Linked DNA regions of Homo sapiens: region 2 is linked to region 1. The links are chromatin contacts, found by Hi-C or POLR2A ChIA-PET in ENCODE. All regions are on one chromosome and are shown on one strand. Each heading gives the region's core, a stretch centred on a gene start or an enhancer-like site at or near the end of the contact. The rest is flanking DNA. Distances are from core to core; before and after follow the strand shown.

Region 1 (6,596 bases), core at 1,042-3,541:
AATATTAACCTGACCACAGCACCAAAGTGTTCATCTTTAACCCTGATGGGCTTGAGCACAGACTGCAAAGTCCTGGGCTCATCCTGACTTCCAGAATTACCTCAGGAAAAATAGATGGCTGGATTAGGACAGGACCACAGTGATCAGGAGGACTTAGCATGTTTTTAATCCCCTCCATTAAGAAGAATTTTGGCATTCTATTCTACTGTGAAACTACATTTGCTTTCTAAGAGACTAGGTCATGACAGCTCAAGAATGACCCGACATTTCTCTTCATCCAAAATAAGCAGGCATATTGCTCAATGGGTACCCTATGACCACCTGAATAAAACCAATATCTTTTCATAACCTCATCCTGAAACATTCTCCAAGCCTGCTGGTGGGTCCAAAGCTGGTCTGTCTTATCCATGGACCCATTCTCTGGAATTCAAGAGGTGCTGCAAAAATGCTGCCTCAAATAGCTCTGCCTGTGGCCCTATATCCCCTATTTGAGATTAGTTCACTTAGGTGCAAACATTAGAGGCTGATATTAGAGTGTGTTACCTTGTAGAGATGATGTTCTTTAACTCAGTGCAATCATCAGATTTAAAAGGTCTCCAAGAAGGTCATTATTTCAAACTTGAGAATCTCTCATGAGAAGCTCTACTGTTCTTTCTATCTACTGCCAGCATCTTTTAAGTATTAACTCACTTACTTCTCATTACAGTGTGGGAGGTATTATGAGGAAACTGAGGCACAGAGAATTTAAGTAACATGTGGATGTTAGTGAGTGAGTGGCTGCAGTTTGGAGCTTGAGCACCATGTTCCAGTGTGTGCTCATCACCAGGCTTCCTTCTGGAAGGGAGAGACAGAGTCGGAGTCTGGAAAACAGCAAGGGAGGGTCTGGATCAGGGGACTGTGAGCAGGCCAGGTGTTGTGAGAGCTGACCGAGGACATGGCCTAGAGGCTGATTATGGAGATTGTGAAAATTGCTATGGAAAAGAAATTTCCAGAACCCAGATTTTGGCTACTTTTGAAAGCATTTTTGAGGTAATACTGTCCTCTAGTGGCTAGATAGCAGGTAGGGATTACCCTCCAAATAAATAGCCAATGAGCCTTGAGTGGAGATGGTATGACAAGTCAGTGGTAAATTCATCATTTTGCTCTCTAACTACAGGTTCTAAAGGAAAGGCAAACCCCACTGCTATGGTCATCGGTACAGCTCAGGATTTCGGCCTCCTCTGCTCCGTGTGTTGGCTACAGGCTAGGTTCAAATCCCAATTCTGCTCTTTACTGCTGAAAGGCTTTGGGCATGTTCGTTAATCTCATTTTCTCTTCTGAAAAAGAGACAATCTTGAAAAGATTGACCTTCCGTGAAGATCAAATGAAGTAATGCGTGTAGTGTGTCTGGCACGTCGTAAGCGCATCACACACGTGAGCTGTGGCAATACTAAGGAGCAGTGGCAAGAGCTGGGGGAGGAGTGGAGACGAACAGACCTGGACAAATTAGTGACCTTTCTGGGACCCCTACAGAACTCTTCTGGAGAAATTAATTCTATTTTTCCATGTACTTTTAAGTTTGCTTTTCCTAGCATTTCTTCTACATTCCTGAATAATTTTCCACTCAAAAATTTCACTGGTTCTCCCTGACTCCCATATTAATCTAGACATAATTACTTCCCCAGAACAGTTCTGTGGGCAGGGAGGGCTCTACACTATGCACCCTCCAAAATCCCCAAAGCTCGGACCGTCCTGGCCTGGGTCCCCACTGCTGTCCTGCCCATGGGCTCCCAGGCTGTGCTTGCTCTTCTCCCACCCCAACCCCATCACCACAAAAAGCCCCTCCTCCAACCCGGGGACTTTTGTAATTTCCTACCTGAAATCATCCACTCCCTACCTCTAACAATCTGTGATGAGCAGAGGACAACATCAAGTTTGAATTTAGAGGTAGGGAATGGGTGATTTCAGGTAGGAAATTACAACTTCACTTTGAAGTTTAATTTTGTAATAAACTTCACTTAATTTTGAAGTAAATTTGCAAAGTCAGCAAAATTCTTTCAAAGTCAACCTTGCTCTGGCCTAGTTGCTTATTTACTGCTAAGCTGGATGTTTTCATTAAAAGATTAACTTTGAGACTTCAGCCTCTTCTTTAGCCTGAACTGTGGGTAGTGATGTGGTGTGTTTCCTAACACCTCCGGCAGTGAGCCAGGCTTTGAGTGGCTGCGTCTAAACACTTCTTTCCCTGAGGACTGGAAGACATTAGAATAAGGTTTGTCATTGAGTGTGTTCTGTGTGCTTGGAACTGAGAAGGGTGATGAAGTGCCAGATAGGATGGGAATGGAAGATATCGTGGAAGCCAACTATGAGTTTGCAAGGCAAGGACCTTGGCAAAGATGGTCCTAGGGAGACAGGTGTTAGGGAACTCAGAGGGCATGGGCAAAGGAAGATTTGGTTTCAAAAAGGATACAGACAGAGAAGGTTAAGTCTAGGAAGTTGAGTCTTAGAATTGTATGGTGGAATATTCGTGGGTGTCCATAGGAGGAAAAATGGGTTAAAATGTTTTCACTTGACAGCGTTCTGAAAACCTAAAAGGTATTGCTATTGCCTTCAGGGATATATTTAGTATTCTGACCACTGCTTCCCGGCCACAAGCAAAAGAAAACAGTGACATGGCTATGCTCCTAAAAAAGTAAAGAAGTTAATGTGTCTCAAACAATGTAGTTCCTTTGAGCAATAAGCTTATTTGGAACAAATGGGTTACAAAGTCCCACTAATGAAGAGCCTCTGATTGTGTTAAGTTGAATCTACAGATCAACCTGCGGAGAACTGCCAAGAACGCTAATGAAGACAGGGAGGTACTGGTATAAAGATAGATAACAGATCAATGGAACAGAATAAAGCGTCCATTAGCAGGAAGCAAAATCCGCAAACTTTTATTCTTAACTACTACTATATTCTGCATTTTACAAGATCCTTCAATTCTCACAAGATCCCTATGAGATAGACAGTAATAACCTAATTTAAAGATAGATGAGAATTGGAGCTTGTCTAGAATAGATTGAGTGGAACATCACTTGTGGTATATCATTTGAGAGGTAATGGGAATATTGCCAAATTCCCAGGTAACTCTCCCCTCAAAGGGACTCCTGTTGTACTCTAAATCGTATCAGCTATCAAATGATGAGCTATGAAAGTCTGTCTTCTTCGACTGTAAGCTTCTTGAGAGCAGAAACTGATGTGATAAAGGTCCCCCCCCATATCTCTAGTGTTTAGCATAATACTTTGATATATTATGTTAAATCAGGCTATGTTATAGTAAAGAATAAACCTTAACAACTTAGTGAGATAACACATAAATATTTATTTCTTCCTTACACAATATCAGCTGATCTCCAGGGCTACCCTTTTCCAAATGGCGTTTTGGGAATCCAAGTGGCCTTTCTCTTACAGCTTTGCCTTCTTGAGGATGGAGGATCGCTGTAGAGGAGGAAACAAAGCTGGAGGGTCACATACCAGCTCTTCAATCCTTGGCCTAGAATTCACACCTGCTATTCCCACTCCCAGGCCATTGGCCAGAAGAACTAGTCACAGAGCCATGCCTGTATTTAAGCAACAGCGAAATGTTAAGCATGTGGGGAGCAGTATATGCCTCCGCCACCCTGGCTGAGAGTGTGTGTCAATAAACCTTCTTGGATAAACTAATGAGTAAATCTGACAGAGGGTTTAAATTATACTATGACAGAAATACTCAAATCCTGAAGCAGCTTTCCACTTCCAGAGCCTCAGATGAAATCACACATGTCATCAACAGGAGGAATAATGAACATGGAGCTGCCTTTATTAACAATCTAGTCTATACAAGGCACTGTTCTAGAAATTTCAAAGGGGCCATACTGCTTAGTCCTCATGGCAGCCCTATGGGATGGATGTTAATATTCTCCTTTAACAAATAAATTTTGCACAGAACCGTGGTGAGCCAGTAGTAGAGCTGAGATTTCAGCCTATGTTTGCCAAGTGCCAAAGCTTATAATATAGTCTGTCTTCTCTACTCCACTGACTCCCTCAGTCATTAGTTCCTTGGGCACAGTTGATCGGTGGAAAGCAATGGCCTTCAGAAACACAGTCTGGGTAGTTGCCGTAGACAGAGAAGCCAGGAGGAAGGCAAAGAGAGAAAAAACTGCACTCCATAGCTGGGCTCTTCCATCCCCAACTGCTCTGCCTTTTCTCCTCTCTCTCCTGCTACAACCCAGTGATTGCCACTGTGAGATATAGGTACACCTGCAAGACCTGAAGTCACTAGTGGACAGAGTAGACGTCAGAGCCTGTTTTGGAGCTTTGTGTGAATTCTGATGTCTGTTTTGCACATTCTATCCTTGTTGAGCAGATGAAGAGGCAGGTGCAGTGATCTCACAGTGTCACATAGAACTCCTTTCCCAATGGCCTGGATTTTGTGGGAATTGACCAAGCTCATTTTATGCAACTCTCTGACCATTCAGAACAGAGACTTAAATGTCTCCCCCATACCAGTAACACTCCATACTGGCTCAAAGACATTGGAAACAAGTCAGAAGGATTCCAGGTCAGGCTTTGCCATTTCTGTTGCATTAGCTTGGATACTCACGTGAATTATCCGAGCTTTAATGTTTTTATCTATAACATGGGGCTCATACATACACTCTCTGATTGCCCACTGGATTGTTGTAAGCACCAAATGGAATAACGTATAGAAGAGTGCTCTGTAGACTGTTAAGACAGATTTAAACATAAGAAGTTATTTTTTAGTGATTGGCTGAATAATTAAGATTTTTTTTAACTTTCTGATTGAGTTATGATTTTTTGAGGGAAGAAAGCAAAGTTGCATATGTCCATGACATTTTAATCCTCTAAGGTCCGTGCCAACTCTGTCATTCCATAAACCACACTTGGCTGTGCCCATTTTCTTCTTTCTATAGTGCTTAAGAGCCAGGCCACTGGAATCGTGACACATTACTAGATATGTAATATTGAACAAAGTATTTTAACCTCTTGAACTTCAGGTTTCTCACCCGTGAAATGGGGATGATAATATTTGTGTTGAACATTTCCACAAGGATTAAAACAGTCATGCATGTAAAGCAATTTACACAGTGCATGGTACATCATGGAGTACTTGAAAAATGGTTGCAATATTATTGTCGTTATTATTATTCATATTAAGGAACCATCATGCTGCCTCCAGGGCTCTTTGCATAATCAAATTATTCCACTGTTTGAAAGAATAAGAAAGTCCTTATCTTTCAAAACACTATATAAACATTTGGATCAATGTCTCCCAGTATGCCCTAAACTATGTTCAACGCTCTATGGACAGCACACAGTTTACAATATGGCTGGGTTCCAAAACTCTACTTGGAGGGCATTTGTTTGAAACTCAGAACAGATTTTCCCACAAAAGAATGCTATTAAAATAGCGGTTGGATTCCCAGGTGACTGAAAATACCCACTTGATACACAAAATAGCAGAAGATCTGGCATATTTGCAATGCAAATTACTGTAAAGCAATGTTATTGTATTGCTGGTCATTAACCAAAACTGAAAACTAAGAAAACTGTGTAATAAATCATTTTTAAAAATTTCTTGTATATGCAACTGATGAAGAAAAGTAGGCTTAATTAGAGGAAGAGATAATTCAGTGGAAATGTAAGTAAGAAATGTTAAGATGCCTTTGAGGGTATTTTCAAAGGTTTTTGAAGTTCTTTGCTAGGTCTAATGCGACTTCAAAATTGTTTCACTTTGTTCTTCTTGACATAAGGGACTACATAGCACAATTATTTTTGGTTTGCAAATGAAAAAGGAAATGAGATGGGAGAGATTAGGAAAAGAGAAGAAGGCGTGAGAAAGATTTCCCTGAGAAAGGCACTCAATAGTTTGGAGAAATCGAGAAAGGAGGAAGAGGCACATCTGTGTAGTAAAACGGATTTCAATTACCTGGTCTGAGAACAGGAAAAACAGCTGGTGTGACAGGCCGTACCTCTTGTAAAAGGGAATAGTGACAAGACTGGTCAAGTAGTTATCCACTGAAACCATAAGGTGGTGCCACGGGACCAGAAAAGTTCTTGAAAAGAAAGACCTCCAGGCTGGGGAGGAGGAGCAAAGGCAGGCTTGAGCACCCAGCTGTTTGTTGTTGGCAAATATGTCTAAATATTGTGCTGGTTCCCTGTTCTATACTTTATTGCCATGAAGTAAATGCTGAACTAGAATGTTCATATGACCTCATCTAAACAGCTCCCTGTGTTTATGGGCAAAGAAAGCACAGAATATGAGTACTTGAAGGACCTCAGCTCAGCTTTTAATTTCAGGTGGCTTCAAATCTATCATGGATTAAGCTGAAATACACAAAAATGTATATTTTCTCAAATGAGGAAACTGAGACTTGGAGCGAAGACATGTAGCCTGCCACTGTTCAAATAAGTGTTAGTAGCTATCTCTCTTGAAGCAGCCTGCCTCTCAGGCTGCCACACACACCACTCCACTGACTGGATGAAGCAAAAGTTTATTCCGTATTCCAACTTCAAGTGGAGCTCCTTTTACTGGCATGGCTAAGCAGGGTCAGAAGGAGTAGAGGTGAAGGTGGAAT
Region 2 (6,596 bases), core at 2,979-5,478, 280 kb after region 1:
CCATATGCCAGGTTGTGTTCTGGACATAAAGTCCCTGTCACGTGTGGGAACCCACTCAAGTCTACTTTCATTAAGAAAACATTGAACTGCAGAATTTCAAACAATGCAAGAGATTAGGGGAGAGGCTGAGGGTGGCCTGGTGTAGTTGAAAAAGGCTACCCAAAAGAAGTGAGACTTGGCCTGGCAAGAGGAATTCAGACAGACTGGGAGAAAAAAGAAAAGAATTCCAAACACACACAGTTCTTTACCCAAAGGTCTTATTAGGGGTTCTGAACCTGGCCTTTCCAACTGATGGTCATTAGAGTTTAAGGACATAAAAATAACAGATCTATGAAGAAAACAGTACTTCTCAGAATAAGATCCATGAGGATGCTTTTAGAAGCACAACATTACTGGTAGGAAATCTGGGAAGTGGAGGACTTCAGGAGAAGAAGGAATAAAGAACTGTCAGTTTTCTCCCATGGAAAGCAAATTCTGAACAGGCTTGACAGTCAGCAGACGTAAATTCCAGTCTACACTCAGTTCAGAATCTGGGACTCCAGGCAAGCTTCTTAGCTTCTCTCCAAGCCCTAGTTTCCTCATTTTTAGAATGGAGATAACAATATGTAAGTCATCAGATTAAATAAGTCATCAGATTAGACATGTAAATCACCTAGTTTAGTAGCTGATATACAGATGTTCAATAAGTGGCGACTATTATTGTAATCACATAAAAAGAAGCATGAAAAATTGCCCAGTTCGAGATAAGTGAGGGACTACTAAATTGTAGTGTCTTTGGGGAAAATTTGAAAGTCTGATTTGTTTTCTATTTCTATATGCTACATTTTAATCCTCATAGATTGCTTGGGCTATAAAAATAAAAATGGCATGGTAAATGTCTGGCTATAGCAGGACAGTCTTCGTAGTGCTGCTTTTCCAATGAGCACTTTGCACCTTCATAATTGAATGGAAACAGTTACCTTCTTCAGTCTAGGACAATGACAAAAATTGTTGATTATTTGCTTGGGATTAATCCACTCCATATTCTGCCTGAGAGTTTAAAATGTAGGCTGGCAAATAACTTATTCAACAAACTTTTTGTGAATGTCCTTGTACTAGACACTGTGATAGGTACTTTTAGGGTCTCTTAACCCAGGAGCAAAAGGAAAAGCCTCAGTCTGACATGTCCTAGGTGCTTTATTTTCACAATTGCAATGAATCATCACAGGTCTATGAGAAAGGCTCCATCCCATTTTCTAAAGAAAAGGCAAGATAATTAAGATTTTTTTTATCCTTTCACTCCTTCTTTGATTTATTCATGTTTTCAAATCAAACATCCTTTGGGCACTTGTTAGATATTAACACCTAAAGCAGGTGTCATTGAAATAATACAAATTACCAAGGGGTAAGATTAATTTTGACTGTAAAGTTTGGGAAGAGTTCTGTAAGGGAGCTAATCAGCTGGGCCAGGATATGTACAAAAATAATTAGGGACAGGTACAGGGATGTCCAGCAAGCATGGGGTTCAACCGGACAGTCACGGAGGTAGAAGAATGTCTGTTGCATCTTCAAGGACTGGGGAGCTATTTGCTCGAAGGATGGGTAGGTAAATTGGGGTGGCACAGGTCCAGTAAAGGAGAGGGGTAGGTAGGCACTGAATTGTGAAGAATTTTAAATCCCAAAGTAAGGAGTTACTTTTGTTGATTATATTAACTCTACATAGTGTGTGGTACTGAGAAACCTGTTAAGGGGCAGGTGAAAGAAAAGAAAAAAGAAGTAGAATCTTAGATACAAAGAAAAGCCCATATGGTACTGACATAGGTTCAAGCTCCAGACCTCTTACTGACACTGTAGCTATTTTTTTCTTTCTACATAAGCAGACAAGCTCCTTCTTGCCTTAGTTTATCATCCTTACAACCAACCTTTACCCTTTCTCCTTCCCTTCACAGGACACTAGTAATTAGGCAAAAAATGTAGATTCTGAGGAAATTCAAAGAGTTTTGGTGGGGGAGGGAGAGGAAATGTGATGCAACTCCATGAGCCTTAGTCATGCTGCTGATGTGAGGTCACTATTTACCACTTCAATCCAGCCGCATCAATCCAGCCGGTTCTTCTGTCTGACTAGCATCCATTTACCCCTCTATCCCAGTAGTTCTGAAAAGCCATCTATGTGTTCCTTTGTGTAATGTAAAGGGCAGCCTGACTTCATATTTATGATCTTGTTCAATAGGATGCCATCTTATTCTCTGTTGGGCATGGCTGAACTTTTGACATCAACTTTCCCTTAACAACAACCCCCACTTCCAACACACACACACACACACACACACACACACACACACACACACGGCCAATATGTTCTAACTAGAAATCATCTAAATTCACAGAGCCTCTTCCCTTCACTTCATTATCCTCATGGCCTCATCCTAAACAACTCGGTTTTTTTTCTCGATTCCATTCTTTATCTCAGTTCAAATGCCTCATCTCTCCCAAAGAAGCTAAGGAAGAAATGTTTTGTTTCACCTCGAAAGCCATTTATATCAGGCTCAGGGCTCTCTCCATGTCCTACAGCATCATTCTTTCGACCATGAGCCTTGCATACTCCTGCCTGGCCATATAAGTGGCATTCTTAAAGGTTCATTTGGTTCCTCAAACGTATTCCACATTAAATAATATCCACATGTTGGCTTGTTGAGAGAAGAAGGTAAACAGTTGGGGGCATCAACAAAAAATCAGGTGAGGGGAGAAAGGAGAGATAGTGAGTGTGGCCCCTTAGGCATGCTGAGTTCAGTTACAACAGTCACACTTGGACTGTATTCAAAGTTGCCCACTCATCCACCACAGCTACTCAAAGACATTTAACTCGCTAGCCATTATCCAACCGCATTTACCAGACGCTCAGTCTTGAGGGAGGAGGGTAACGCAGTAGGGGATGCGGAGTATTGGTGTCATCCTACAGGTTAAGGACAAACATGCCCACTACAAGGACAGGGATACATCACCAACTTCAATTCAGCCCAGGGTTCATGTAGTAAGGGGTGGGTGATTCACTCCTGTGGGGGAGGCAGGGCGGGGGCGGTTGGGGGAGGCGGTTAGGAAAAAGGAAAATCGTGGAAAGTCCCAGAGGAAGTGGTAGTCAGTTCCCGATGCATGGCCATAATGTACATTGGCCATAAGGTACACTCAGCGCCTCTGTGTCGCTGCTCCCCCTCAACCTTTTACTCACCCACTCCTCCCAACACGCGCCTCACCCGTGCCTCCATGCACAATCCTGAGCCTCGGCATCCCCGCGAGGTGCAGGTTCCAGCTTTGCCCACCACCCCACCACCTACCTACATGGACACGTGTGGTTGGAATGCCTCCCGGGGCTAGACGGCCACCCCTCTTGGGCTGCGAGCTGCTGCCCATCTCTCCACCCACCCGTCCTTATTGTGTCATTTGCCCGGTCTGATGGCAGCCCCAAAGCCGCTCATTTGAGTGGGCTAGAATGGAGAAGAGAGGAAAAGGGAGGCACACATTTCATTCACTAGGACCCAAGATGACCTGCCGCCTCTCTCCTGCCCTTCTCGGAGCCCCCCACCCTCCCTTAGCCCCAGTGGGGCTGGAGGCACGAACAGACAAGGCAAGGGGAGCGCAGTCCGTCAAGGTCCACAGCTGCACACAAAGCCCTTCACCTTCTCCTTGCCTTCCAAGCTCCTCCCTGGGCTTGGTTTCTCCGAGGGTCTCTGATGCCCCCTTCGGTGGTCGGCGGGACGGTCCTATTCCCTCTTGCATCGCTGTCTCCTCCCTCAAGTCTCAGCCTCCTCCTCCCCGCCCCTCGCCACATACCCCTGAGGGAGCTCAGTCCTGGCTTTGGGGGCGCGAGAGCACCCCATAAGCCCGGGGCCCTGCGCCCCAGGGGAGCGGACAACGGTCCACTTTACGAGGCACAACTTCGCCCAGCCGTTCCGCCACCGCACTCGAACACACACCCCATCCCCGCAGCGGTCGGGTCTGGTCCCGATCAGCCCCATCCCCGGGAGGCGGTTGAGCCCAGCCACAGCCACGCTCCTACCTGCGAGGCGGCTGGCGCGGCGAGGAGCTAGGGCACCGAGCGCCCCGGCCCGAGCCCCGCACCGCAGCGCGTCTGCCCTTGTGCGGCGGCGGCGGCTGCAGCGGCCGCTGGGTGGCCCGCTGGCTGGCTGGTTGGCTGGCTGGCTGGCTGGCTGGCTGGCTGGCTCGCTGGCTGGCTGCCCGGCTGACTCCTCACTGGGGCTTCCTGTAGGGCTGGACAAAGGACATTTCCTGGGAGGAGCGGGAGAATGTTCCCAGCATGCCTCGATTTGTAGTTCCCGGGGACTTCCTGCCACCGCAGCAGCGGGCGCCCTGGAGGTAGCTCGGGCCAGGCTAGGACTCCGGGACAGGAGGAAAGGCGCTCGCTGCTTCTCTAAGCGCTGTGGGGAAGGGAGCGGCCGGCGGGTCTTGCCCCACGCCCCGCCCCGCGGCGCTCAAGGAGCCCGCTGTCCCGGAGCACGCGAGATCCCAGCGCTGCACTCCGAGCTCGCGGCACCGGTTGCGGGCAGCCGGTGGGACGCTGCCGCTGAGCTGTCCCATGGTTCGGGAGGGCTCTGCGGTGGGAGAGGCCTTTTCTTTAAAAACTGGGAAGTTTGTGGTGGGTTCGCTTTTTAAAAATTAATCTAAAAACACAAAATCTATCTTTTAAAATAGATTTTCTTTTTGTCTTTTACGCCGTTGACATCCTGCTGGGGGCCGATTAAAGAACTTGATTGCTCACCAGGAATTCAGGTTCCTTAAGATCTTGGCGCTTCATCTTTAAAACCATACAGAGCTGATTGTTTCCAGATCCCGACCCGGTGACATTCCTCCCTCATTGTTGACCTTGTCCCAAACATCTTTTCAAGAAAAGCAATTAAATTGAGATTGAAAATAAATTACGTAAATTAAATATTAGACGTGAAAACCTGTGTGCTGCTGAATTAGGAAAGTGCTGGACTTTCTGCGTATCTTTCCTTCATTAACCTTTAGGATTCAGCTTCTTGGTCCCATAAAACAGATGTGCTGGCCACTGTATATTGAGTGTGTGTATTTCGGGAGTGGAAGGGTGAGGAGAAGAGGACATTGGCTACAAGAGAGGAACTCTACTTCCAGCCTAGCAAGAGTCTATGATGCCCTGCACATGTTTTTGTCTATTTCTGGGACCACAGACTCAGGACCCTTAGAAAATCAAGGAAGGACCACATAGAGACTAAATGACTAAAAGCTATATTCTCTCCTGGAGCATGAGCAGAAAGTAATAAACTGAACTAGGAAAGGACAAGTTCTAGGATGCTCTAGAATGTGTTTGAAAAGTAATCAGATAGAAAAGTCTCTGGGAGGCCGGGCGCGGTGGCTCACGCCTGTAATCCCAGCACTTTGGGAGGCCGAGGCGGGCGTACTACGAGGTCAGGAGATGGAGACCATCCTGGCTAATACGGTGAAACCCCGTCTCTACTAAAAAAAAAAACACCAAAAATTAGCCGGGCGTGGTGGCGGGCACCTGTAGTCCCAGCTACTCGGGAGGCTGAGGCAGGAGACTGGAATGAACCTGGGAGGCAGACCTTGCAGTGAGCTGAGATCATGTCAGTGCACTCCAGCCTGGGCAACAAAGTGAGACTCCGTCTCAAAAAAAAAAAAGAAAGAAAGAAAGAAAAGTCTCTGGGCTTGGTGGCTCATGCCTGTAATCACAGCACTTTGGGAGGCCGAAGTGGGAGGGTCACTTGAGCCCAGGAGTTCAAGACCAGCCTGGGCAACACAGTGAGACCCTGTTTCTACGAAAAGTAAAATAAAATAAATAGCGGGTGTGGTGGCGCGTACCTGTAGTCCCAGCTACTCGGTCGTTTAAGTGGAAGGGTCGTTTGAGACTGGGAGTTTGAGGCTGCAGTGAACCGTGATTGCACTCCAGCCTGGGTGACAGATTGAGACTCTGTTTCAAAAAATAAGGTCATAATTACGTGTCACTTCCACTTGTCATTTCACATTTTAAATCCATATGATTAAAACATTTGGGTGAAGGGTTTAGCTTACATTTAAGTAAAGTTTATGCTAGAGTTCTCTTTCTCTAGAGATCCTTAACCTCACGGATAAGATGGCCTGGATTAAAATGTAGAATTGATGAGAAGCATGCAGATAGGACTGTTCACCTCCCAAAAGTTCCTGTTGTATGCCCACCCTAAAGGTCCTGCTGTATGCCCACTCTGTTGACTGTCCACCTAAATTAATTGTGCTGTGATCCTTGCATTTTCTGGACCCTACAAATTACTGCTCCTTCATATTCTCAACCTGGTAACATTCCAGTGAAACTAATCTCCCCATCTCCACCCCAAAGAATTGATTATTGTTTTGCAAATCAAGTAGCCTCTAATAGTGTTCAGTCTGAAAAACATGATATACTTGCTTGTAGCATTTAACATATAACATTGCCCATTGAAACTATTTTTTGCCTTGCTTTTAATACAACACACTCTCCTCCTTCTCCTACACTTCTAACTTGAGCTCAGAATAATTGAACTTTCACTCATTATTTCACGCCATTCCAAACCTGTCCCATCCTTTTGTTTCCAATCTCAGTTATTTTGTTA

The links. Hi-C counts contacts between places; a loop is a spot of excess contacts on that map. ChIA-PET counts read pairs that join two places held with the same protein, here RNA polymerase II (POLR2A). Pooled maps may share reads with other maps.
Region 2: a loop to region 1 is called in a map of chondrocyte, with 3 times the contacts of the local background. The contact joins the promoter of ZNF697 here to the promoter of HAO2-IT1 in region 1. A Hi-C loop is called at or near these places in 1 of 168 maps with a recorded cell type or tissue (chondrocyte) and 1 of 50 pooled maps. POLR2A ChIA-PET finds 5 or more read pairs at or near these places in 2 of 52 experiments (MCF 10A and WTC11).

What each region holds. Positions count from the first base shown.
Region 1 is chr1:119,366,655-119,373,250 of GRCh38, forward strand. HAO2-IT1 (HAO2 intronic transcript 1) reads left to right here and starts at 2,292. Exons shown (of 2, transcript NR_046780.1): 1 at 2,292-2,354; 2 at 3,430-3,677. It overlaps HAO2 (hydroxyacid oxidase 2), which reads left to right and starts at 2,131. Exons shown (of 8, transcript NM_016527.4): 1 at 2,131-2,248.
Region 2 is chr1:119,644,038-119,650,633 of GRCh38, forward strand. It overlaps ZNF697 (zinc finger protein 697), which reads right to left and starts at 4,229. Exons shown (of 3, transcript NM_001080470.2): 1 at 3,654-4,229. It overlaps LOC124904389 (a long non-coding RNA gene), which reads left to right and starts at 4,279. Exons shown (of 2, transcript XR_007066506.1): 1 at 4,279-4,350; 2 at 4,687-4,939. RefSeq lists silencers at 3,646-3,809, 4,107-4,166 and enhancers at 4,225-5,065, 4,237-4,306.